Regions from separate parts of the Homo sapiens genome. Here region 2 is linked to region 1. Evidence: chromatin loops called from intact Hi-C (ENCODE). Cell type or tissue: breast epithelium. All regions are shown on one strand. Links, peaks and the distances in the headings refer to the core of each region. The heading gives the core; the rest is flanking DNA. Region 1 overlaps DKK2 (dickkopf Wnt signaling pathway inhibitor 2). Region 2 has its middle 62 kb from the start of DKK2.

Region 1 (5,387 bases), core at 148-5,147:
ACAGCATTAATGTGACTAGATATTTGAGAAATACATTCTTGTTTCTGGAAGATAGTGACAGCTAACATTTGTGGAGCACTTACTTTATACCAGGAATTTTATGTTGCCTCACTTAACCTTCCCTAAACCCTGTGAGCTTCTGTTATGTGCGGAGTACTCAGTAACTCTTTGAAGGAGGTAATCAAGCAGGAAGGATGATGTCAGGAAAGTGACCATATAGGTTTTGGGCAAGCTCAATCTTTGGTATCTGTGATCCCATGTGACTCAGTTTCAAACTCAGAATTATTTGATTAAAATTTTAATACAGGACAGTGTTGCCTCGTTAAGTGAGAAGACCACTTGAATTTTGTTTTTGTTTTTGTTTTTCTAAAAGTGAATGAGATTGGTTTTTTCCCAAGTTGGAGTTCTATTTTGTTTTGTTTTAGGAGGTTAACATCTCTATACAGCCGTGCCCGTAAACTCTGGAAACGTTGTTGAAGTTCTTATCTTCTCGTTTCTGAGGAGAAAATCCAAAATGACCATAATATTCAAGAGGAGCAGGTTGTAAATCTCTCTTCAAAGCAAAAAACAAACAAACAATAAAAACAACTAAAAACCACCACCAACAAAAAATAACATTTTAAATACCTGGTAGCTACTAGTAGTTACTGAAAGGTAGCAGATTGCAAAACCAGGACTTAAAGATAGTTGGCAGGAAATTCAGCTCCCCAAATTGCAAGAGTGTTAGTTTATACTTTTTTAGATGTCAGTTTTAGTAGGAAAAAAGATAGGCAGTTACTACTAATTATTCAATAGAGTTCGTATTGTCCACTGTGTTTCCTTTGACCAGATTTTCAATGATTAGGACAAGGTATGGGTCAAATATTGCACCATGTTTTAGAAGGGCTAGGAAAGAGAGATATTCCCTTCTTGGTCTGATTGTCACAAACCCAGCAACCCATAGAGCATTTTTGGAATGTGCACATGTTTAACACCTGGAATTATAGTCATACTTCATCCGTCACCAGAATGAAAAGCCAACGGCTGACTAAAGGAGAATTTCTGAGGCAATTCTTCTGGAGCTAGCAATATACCCTACTTGTCATCTCTCAGATATGAGCCTTTAATCCCCTCTTCCTAAAATTGTTTATTTTAAAATAAGAGAAAGGCTAGGGATGTTACAACCGAGTTCTGAGCTTTCTCTTTTAAGAATCTAATCCTTCAAACCCATCTTCAGCAAAGAAACTGGCATTTCATGTGCTGAGCAGATGATGTTCTGCAGCTCTGGCCAGCCCACATGTACAGCTGGGCCGGTCTGACACACAGGTGTTCTAATTTGGACCTTCTTAAAATTCTGACACCATACTCTCCTCCATTGGGAAGTATGACTTGGCTATGCTATTTGCTAGTGACAACAGTTATACTGACTTAACAAAAACAGCTCCAGCTAAGGTGATAACATAATCCTCTGGCTCAGACTGAGCTCAGATCGAGGGTGTGTGGTGTGTTCTAAGAGTCTGGGCCAACGTTTTGATTTTGATTTCCTCTTTTATATTGTGTATTGTCATTCATGTTTCCTCCCTTCACCTCTCAGAATTTTGGGTACTTCTAAGAAGGGCGGAAACATCCCTTGGTGGGAAAAATGCTAGAGTAATCGAACAAACAAAGCTAAAAATTTGTACTGAAATGGGTGTTTTTTTCAATCATTGGTAAATATTGAGCAACCACATTCCAAAGGTAAGTAGTCTGCAAGCATTTAAAAATGAGAAAAACTGGCAAATGTATAAAACTTTTCATAGCATTTGACAAAACAACTGTAAAAGTAAAAGGAGATTTCAAAAATATAGGCAATAAAGAAGAAATGTCATTGCTGTTCCTTCTGCATAATCTTTTATATAATCCTTTCAGTCTCACCAAAAATATTTCTCAGTGCAGAGCCCAGATGTTTTGAAGTTTTTTTTTTCAAGAAAGCAATATTTAAGAACTTTTCCATTCCTTTCCATCTTAGTAACAGCTGCTTCTAACAACCGCTTATAATAAGCATGGCTAAATAGGAAAAATAATAGTGGAAATGAATGAGGAAAGTAGATTGTATCACAGTTTAGAGCTTTATATTGTGTCGTTACTTGGTCTCTGATTCTCTCTCTCTAATGAAAACACAATTTTTAAAATTGTCTCAATTAGTAAAACCCACTCATCTTCACTCAAGTGTGCCTTGAAAAATCAATGGGCTCTGCCTTTAAACAGCTATAATTGCTAAGCTCAAGAGGAAACTAAAAAATTATTATCCAGAAGGGATTTTATCCCATTGCATTAAGATAACTTCAACCTTTGCCATTAATCTAAAATGAACCATATATTGAAGAGATATTCTGATTTTCAGAGAGGAAGCTTTGTTCTACAGAATGGTGAGCTTGATATTGATTCTGGACTACATTATAGAATGGATAAAGTCAAATACTTAGGGAAATAGAGAAACCTAAGAAACAACATAGGTTTACTCAGAATGAATTATGACAAACTAATTTCATTTATTTAACATGGGGACTGGTATGAGTATGACATTTCGTCCTCACCATCTCTAGTCGCTCCTTTTGTGACTTAATGGTCTTCCAGCTTTAAATACCACTACATGCCAATGACTCTCATATTTATATCTGTAGGCAAAATGCCTCTCTTGAACTACACATTTATATATTCAAGTGCCTACTTAACATTTCCACTACTAAATATTTCATATTCAGTATGTCCAAATCCCATCTTTTCCCTTTCCCAAACCTGCTGCACCCATGGTTTTCTCCATCTCAATTGACGGTAAATCTAGTTTTCCAATTGCTCAACCAAAAGCCTTGGATTCATCCATAACTTTTCTCTTTCCCTTATACTCATATTCAGACCATTAAGGAAGCCCCTTAGCTCTATCTTCAAAACACATCCTTAGATCCAAAAAGCATCTTTGTAAAAGTATGATAGTACCTTACAGAAAAATAGCTAAAAACAGTAAAAACAAATTAAAAACTAGAATAAAAGTTGCTCACCAAAAAATAATTTAGGAATTTAAATTAGGCTGAATAGGATATATAAGGACAGAGCAGAGCTTTCTAAGAAAATAGATTTATGCAAACATGAGAAATATCTTTATTTTGTAGTCTAGGGTTTGCTTTTCTCTGTCTACATTTAGAACATTAAAAAGAATTGGTATTCTAGAAACAAATTAAATAATCAAATCTGTCACGGCCAGGGCAGGGAAAATTACCAAGTAGCATTTGTTAAACTTGCTCTATAACAATAGAAAACTTTTATTTTCCACACGTTAACTGTGTTTTCTTCATGTCTCTAATTTTTTAAAAGTTTTCTTCTATGTTATGGTACACATACAGCAAACAGTGCATGCTAAGCAAACAAGGAGAATGACTTTTTAGATTTTCCACGATGTTCTCTAATGCTGTTCAGGTAAGATGGCGACTTAGCCCCCCAGACTCAGACTTTCAAATAACTTTGCTCTAATTTGACTCTTTGGAAGAGCAGGCCTTATTTGTTGCTTAAGGTTAAGAAAAATTATATCACACAAGAGGCGTTATGACAATGTTACCACACCATTTATCATATGTTCCAATTTTTATCATAAGTATTGAAATTTTCTCTTTGAATTTTCACTCCTATTACCAATATTCTTTATCTATCAGAGTGGTACATAGACATTTGAGGGAAATTGTATTTTGTTTTAGCAAACAAAGGCATCTGCTTTTGCCTAAATTTCAGGTCATTCTGTGACCCCATTAACAGAAATTAGTATTCATGTATTAAGAGAGATGAAAAGGACAGTTATTTAACTGACACTGTGGTATTCACAAATTAACCAACAAAACAGATTAGAGAGCCTAGATATAGATTGAGACACAGATCATTGAGGGAAAAAGGAACTATTTAAAAAGTCATGCTGGAAAACATTGGGTAACAATGTGGGAAAAAGTGGTATTTGAACACTATGTTACTACATACAAAAATTAATTTCCAATGAATTAGTGTTTTAAAGGTAAGAATACTAGTTTATCCAATGTACTATGAAGAAAATAGAAAACAGGCCACTAATTGGGAGATGTATGTAGTGCCTGTAGTCAACCCAAATCCTGTATGTCTAAAGATTCCTGTTTAGAATATACACAAAATCCTATAAATCAATAAGGAGTTACAAGAGAGATAAACAATCCAGTAAAAATGGGTAAAATACATGGAGAGGCATTTGACAGAAAAGCAAAATAATGGCTAATAAGTATTTGTATAGGTCCTCGATCTTATTAGTAGCAAAGAGAATGCAATTTAAGATACTGATCTTCCCTTTCATGACATTAGATTATCAAAACTTTAGAATATTAACAATACCAAGTGTATAGGTACCTATGTGAAACTTTAACATTATGGTTCATGGGGGTGTAATTACGGCAATCACTTGGCAATATCTTATAATTCTGGATATTCATATACATTATGATCTTGAAATTCTACTTCTAAGAATATAACCCACAGAAATGTTTCAGCACATGCACGAGAAGATATGTTTAAAATGGACCATAGAACCACTGCTTGTCATGTCAAAAGACAAGAAACAACCCAAATGTTCATGATCAAGATAATGTATATATAAATTAGGGTAGATTAACACCAGGGAGTTAACATTGGTGAATAAGTAAATAATCTACAGTTAGGAATAAACATGAATGAAGATTTGAAATACAATGGCTACTGATAGAAGACTGTGTGTGTGTGTGTTTGTGTGTGTGTGTGTAGAACCTATTTTTAATTTTGTTTATAATTGACTAATTGAGACATAATTGTACATGTTTATGAGGTACAGTGTGATGTTTCAATACATGTGAACATCGTAAAATGATCAAATCAGGGCATTTAGCATATCCATCACCTCAAACTTTTATCATTTATTTGTGGGGATAACTTTTAAATCTTCTTTTCTAGCTATCCTGAAATATACTATGCATTGTTATTAGCTATAGTTGATTTTCTATGTAATAGAACACCATAACATATTCTTCCTATCTAACTGTAACTTTGTACCCCATGACCAGCCCCTCCCCATCCCTCTCCCTGCTCCCCTCCTTTCTTAGTCTCTGGTAAACACTACTGTAGTCTATAATTCTATGAGATCAACTTTTTTAGATCCTACATATGAGTGAAATAATACAGCATTTGTCTTTCTTTTCATGGCTTATTATACTTAACATAATGTCCTTCAGGTTTATCTATGTTGCTGCAAATGACAGGATTTCATTCCTTTATATAGCTCAATAGTATTCTATTGTGTATATATGCCACATTTTCTTTATTCATTCATCTGTTGATGGACTTTTAGGTTGATTCCATCTCTTGACTATTGTAAATCATGCTACAAT
Region 2 (5,387 bases), core at 173-5,172, 81 kb before region 1:
TATTGGCCTATAGATTTGCTTGTTGGTGTATCTTTATGTGGTTTTGGTATCAGCATAATATTTGCCTGACAGAATGAGTTTGGAAATGTTCCCTCCTCCTGTACTTTTTGGAATAATTTGAGTAGGATTCGTATTAGTTCTTTTTTAAATGTTTGGCATAATTCAGCAGTGAAGCCATCAGGTCCTAGGCTTTTCTTTGCTAGGAGAGGTTTTATTATGGCTTCAGTCTTGTTACTTGTCATTGATCTTTTCAGGTTTTTAATTTCTTCATAGTTCAATCTTGGTGCATTATATGCGTCTAGGAATTTATCAATTTCTTCTAGATTTTCCAATTTGTTAACATGTGGTTACTCCTAGTGGCCACTAATGATCTAGTGAATTTCTACACTATGTGTTGTAACGTCTTCTTTTTCATGTTCTATTTTATTTTGGGGGGGTCTATTTTTTTTTCTTAGTCTGGCTAAAAGTTTGTCAATTTTGTTTATCTTCAAAACCCACAACTTTTTGCTTGATCAATTCTGCTATTAAGAGACACTGATATATTCTTCAGTATGTCAACTGCATTTTCTAACTCCAGAAATTTTTATTGGTTCTATTGAAATATTTCTACATATTTGTTAAATTTATCTGATAGGATTCTGAATTCCTTCTCTGAGTTATCTTGAATTTCTTTGAGTTGCTTCAAAGAGCTATTCTGAAGTCTCTTTCTGAAAGTCATGTATCTCTTTTTGCCCAGGATTGGTCCCTAGTGCCTTATTTAGTTCATTTGTTAAGGCCATGTTTTCCTGGATGATCTGAAGGCTTGTGAATATTTGTCGATGTCTGGGCACTTAAGGTATTTATTGTTGCCTTCTCAATCTAGGCTTGTTTGTCCTTGTCCTTCTTGGGAACACTTTCTAGGCACTCAGAAGAACTTGAGTGTTTCTATTTAAGCTGTGTATGCATTAGGGGACACCCCAAGCCCAGTAACACTAGGGTTTTTGTAGACTCATAGAAGAAAGCCTTTCAATTTTTCTGAAATCTGGGGCCACTTTGATGGTGTTGGTGAAGATCAGGAGAAATTCTCAGGATTACCAGGCAAAGACTCTTGTTCTCTTCCCCTATTTTCTCCCAAACAAATGGAATCTTTTTCTGTGCTAAGCCATCTGGATCTCGGGGTGAGGTGACATAAGCACCCCTATGGCCATCACCACTGGGACTGCACTGGGTCATACCTCAAGCCAGCACAGCCATGGGTCTTGCCCAAGGTCTGCTATAATATCTGTCTGGCTACTGCCTATGTTTGCTCAAGGCCCTGGGTCTCTACAATCAACAGGTGGTGAAGCTAGCCAGGCTTGTGCCCTTCTTTTCAGGGCAGCAAGTTCCCCCAGGCCCCAGGTGGGACAAGACATGCCGTCTGGGAGCCAAGGACTAGAGTCAAAAACCTTAGAAATCTACATGGCATTTGATTGTACCGCAGCTGATCTGGCACTCAAATCACAAGACGCAGTCCTTCTCACTCTTTCCTCCCCTTTCCACAGGCAGAGCAGATTCACCCTGTGGCCATCTACCACAGGTCCGTGGGAAGTATTGCTGGACTACTGCCCATGTTCCCTAAGGCCTAAGGGCTCTTCAGTCAGCTTGTAGTGAATGCTGCATGGCTTGGGACTCACCCTTCAGGGCAGTGGGGTGCAGGTTGAAAAATGTTATTCAAGAGCCAAGTCCTAGGATTGCATACCCCAAGTGCCTGGTTGGTGCTCTGCCCTCCTATGGCTGAGCTGGTACCTAAGGTGAAAGACAGAGTTCCCTTTGCTTTTCCCTCTGCCTTTCTCAAGCAGAAGGAGTCTCCCTATAGCCTCCTTAGCTAGGAAGGTACTGAGTCTAATTTGAAGCCAGCAAGTGTCAGAGTCTCACCCAAGGTCCACGATATACTATCTGGATATACTGCTGGTTATACAGGGCCAAAGGATTATTTAGTCTGCAGGCAATGGCTTCTGCCAGCACTGGGGCCTTCCATCCAAGGCAGTGGGTTCTCTTCTGGCGTCTAAAAATGGGTGTGTCTAACAATGTTGTCTAGGATCTAGCGTCTAGAAAGGGGGCCTCACGACTCTGACTGGTACCCTATCCTGCTGTGGCTGAGCTGATATCCAAGATGCAAGACAAAGTCCTCTTTTCTCTCTCCTCTCCCCTCAAGCAGAAGAAAGGGATCTCCTTTGGAGCCACAAGCTGTGCAGCCTAAGGTTGGGGGAGGGGTGACACAAGTAATCCCTTAGCCACCTGGCTGGTGTCCTATTAGATCACCTGCCCCCCAAGTCCGCTGGCTCTGAGGCTAGCTCAGAACTAGGACTCACCTAACAGCTGCATTCCTTGTGGCCTAGACTGCCTTCCAAGTTTGTGTAGCATCCCAAAATACTTTAGCCTGAGTTGGTGATGCTTGCCAGAACTCAAGTTTCAATTGCTGGGATGGTCTTGTGTAAATGTTCCCTTCACAGGCAGGTGTCGACAAGTTCAGCCAGGTGTTGCTTTCTGCTGTGACAGGGCAACAGTGAGTTTAATGCAAAGTCTCACAATTGCTGCAGTCTCCCTCTCCCAACCCACAGATTCTCCGTCTGTGCCATGTGACTGCTGCCAGGGGATGGTGGAGGGGTGGCATTTGCAATTCAAGGCTGTCTTTCCCACCCTCTTCTGTGCCTCTTTCAGTGATATGAAGTTAAAATCGGGTACTGTGAATGCTGACCTGATTTTTGGTTCTTATGAGGGTGCTTTTTATTTGTAGATAGTTGTTAAATCTGGTACTCCTGGATGGGGAAGATTGGTAGAGCCTTCCATTTGGCCATCTTGCCCTGCCCCTCCTCTCTATGGATCCTTTTACAAACAAAATTGATGGCTTGTCTTAGTTGCTAAAGGAGAGCATATCAAAATTAAGAGATATCCAGCTTCTGATCTCAAGAAAAAGGTGGAAATCTCTAGAGGATAATATTTCCTTTGCATACTTGTACAAATAAATTTAGCCTTTCTGTGGAAAAGTCCTCAAAGTGAGGAAAAAAATGAAAATAAACATGTTGTCTGTTATCAGCTATCTGATAACTGTGTCTAAACAAATAATATATGATAAATAGAATTTGGAGAATATTTTACAAGTACAGAACCCATGCAGGAAATGTGGTTTTTAAAATTAGTTTATAACCAATGTCAATTTTTTCCCCATTCAACTTCATTTCTTTTTTGCAAAAGCAGTCATTTCCTGTTCTTTAGTGGACTCTTTTGAGAAGTTTAACTCAAGGATTGAAAAGCATCTTAGATATTTATGTCTCTGACAAATAACATTTCTAACTGTTTTGGGCTGGGAGTCATGATTGGATAAGTAAATAAAAAACCAAATAAATTTGGAATTATGGATTTGATTCAATATTTATCTCCCTTTTGTTATTTAATATGCTGGTGTAAAATGGGCTATAGCCACAGACGAAGACATAGTAATAGATGGCTTGATATAGGGAGGCTCTTACATGAGCAGTTTACCTTTACAGAGTTCTGGGAGCTAATGTGAACTTCTAAGTATGTTAACTTATGTAGCAAGAGGAAAAACAAAGCCATCCTTAAGAATATCCAAGGGAGATGGCTTTATGAATCCAGATATCAAGGGAAAGGGAACAGATAATGATACATCAAGCAGAGATTAGTCCTTGGGAAAAAAAAGAAAGAAGATATAAAACTGGAGTTAAGTCCACAAATAACAAATGTGAAAGGATACACAGAAGTCATGGGGACTGTTAGGTACTTTTATGTGTGCTAGGCATATATCCCTATTTTTGTGCACAAGGTACTTACACTTGTAATCATCAAGAGTAGAAAACTTAGTAATGGAGCAGAGAGGATTTAGAATCTTCAACTCCAATTCAAAGTCCATGATCTTTAAAATCTCCTGCTAAAACAGGACCAGCTGTTTGAAACAAAATCAAAGTCAAAGAGCAGATTGATAAACCACTGATTAGAAATCTTGCCTTAGTCTTACCAAGTCTCTAGGATAATGAGAAAGACAATTTCTGAGGAAAAGCATCAGTTATTATACTGAGATGTTCTAGATTTTAAGACTTGTTTTATTCTTGATTTTGGTAATGGTAGTTGAGAGACAGACACTACTAATTAGAGAAGCTTTATTTATTGTTGTTTTTCCTCATGTGTTTTTAAATATATAAACATATATTTTACTATTAAAGTTTCTCACTTGTGTTTTCTAATCTCCAGGGAAACATCTCTCATTTTTCACTATTTAGCACCATCCTTCTTTTTAGAAATGGCAGCTCGCCCATTCAATATGACTCTATTGGGACTACCGATCATAATATTGCACTCATTTGGTAACAGGAATGGGTGTGTGATCTAGACAATAATTTTTTTAACTCCCTTGCTATTGTTGATTGATTCAAAGGTAAGCAAGTGACCAAACGCAGGCCATCAGGGTTCTCTAAGAATCTTTATGTTGGAGCTAGGAGAAGATTCTTGCCCTTTTGGATAATAATGTTTAAAGGGTATGGCATTTGTTAGACTATGATTCAGCTGATGTGACAAAGACCTCAAGTTAGCATTAGCTTAAATAAGATAGAAGCTCATTAATGTGTCATGTAAAAGTCTGAGCTGCATGGTAGCTCTCCTCAACCAAGTCATTAAGAGCTCAAGCTCTTTTTGTCGTGTTACCCTGAAATGTTAAACATACAGCTTCTGTCTCATGGTCTAAGATAATTGTTCCAGCTTCTCCCATATGTCTGCATGACAGCTAGTGTGAAGGAAGAGAACAAAAGGAGGATACACCCCATCCCTTCAAAGGCATAAATAGGAGATGTACATGTTACTACTGCTCAGATCATATTGGCTATTGTTTACTTACACAGTTACTCTAAGCTGCAAGAGAGGCTTTGGAAAGTAGCCCTTACATGGAAAACCATATGCATAGTTAAAAATTCTATTATTATGGGAGAAGTGGAGGATGGAAATTTAAGGAAGCATATCTGTTTTCACCAAAGATAAGTATCAGGGTTTCCTGAAAGCTACTCCTTTTACTATATGAAGTCTTCTTGTAGTTAATAAGAGTTAGTTTAAGTATTTGAGGGCACTTAAACTCTTGAATATAGTTGTGGTACTTTCTGACTTTCTAGTTAAGTAGACAAAAACCTTTGTGGGTGTGTGTGTGTGTTTACACACATGTCTGTGTTTTGCTACATAAATTTAAGTCAAGCTGTTGCCCTTTGTGGTCTAAAGAGTCCTCAGTCCTACAGTGCTGCAAAGAGTGAGGGGAAGTTAATTCTTCATCAGCAAGAATGAATAAGGGAGGGAGAACAAGATGGCCAACTAGATGCATCCAGGAAGCACCCGTCCCACTGAGAGAGACCAAATATGGAGTTAAAAGA

The links. Peaks named below come from ENCODE experiments on the same cell type or tissue, not always from the same donor. Only the 100,000 strongest peaks of a DNase experiment are listed, where the experiment ranks them.
Region 2: a loop joins it to region 1, with 7 times the contacts of the local background. A loop is called at or near these places in 1 of 110 quality-filtered maps.

The regions. Positions count from the first base shown.
Region 1 is chr4:107,014,195-107,019,581 of GRCh38, reverse strand. The region is part of intron 1 of DKK2 (dickkopf Wnt signaling pathway inhibitor 2); the gene reads left to right. Among named protein-coding and RNA genes, the nearest start is that of DKK2, 19 kb to the left of the region's middle. In breast epithelium, for the core only: no CTCF peak of the experiment used is centred there; no DNase peak of the experiment used is centred there.
Region 2 is chr4:107,095,510-107,100,896 of GRCh38, reverse strand. No RefSeq gene overlaps it. Among named protein-coding and RNA genes, the nearest start is that of DKK2, 62 kb to the right of the region's middle. In breast epithelium, for the core only: no CTCF peak of the experiment used is centred there; a DNase peak (open chromatin) is centred at 2,366.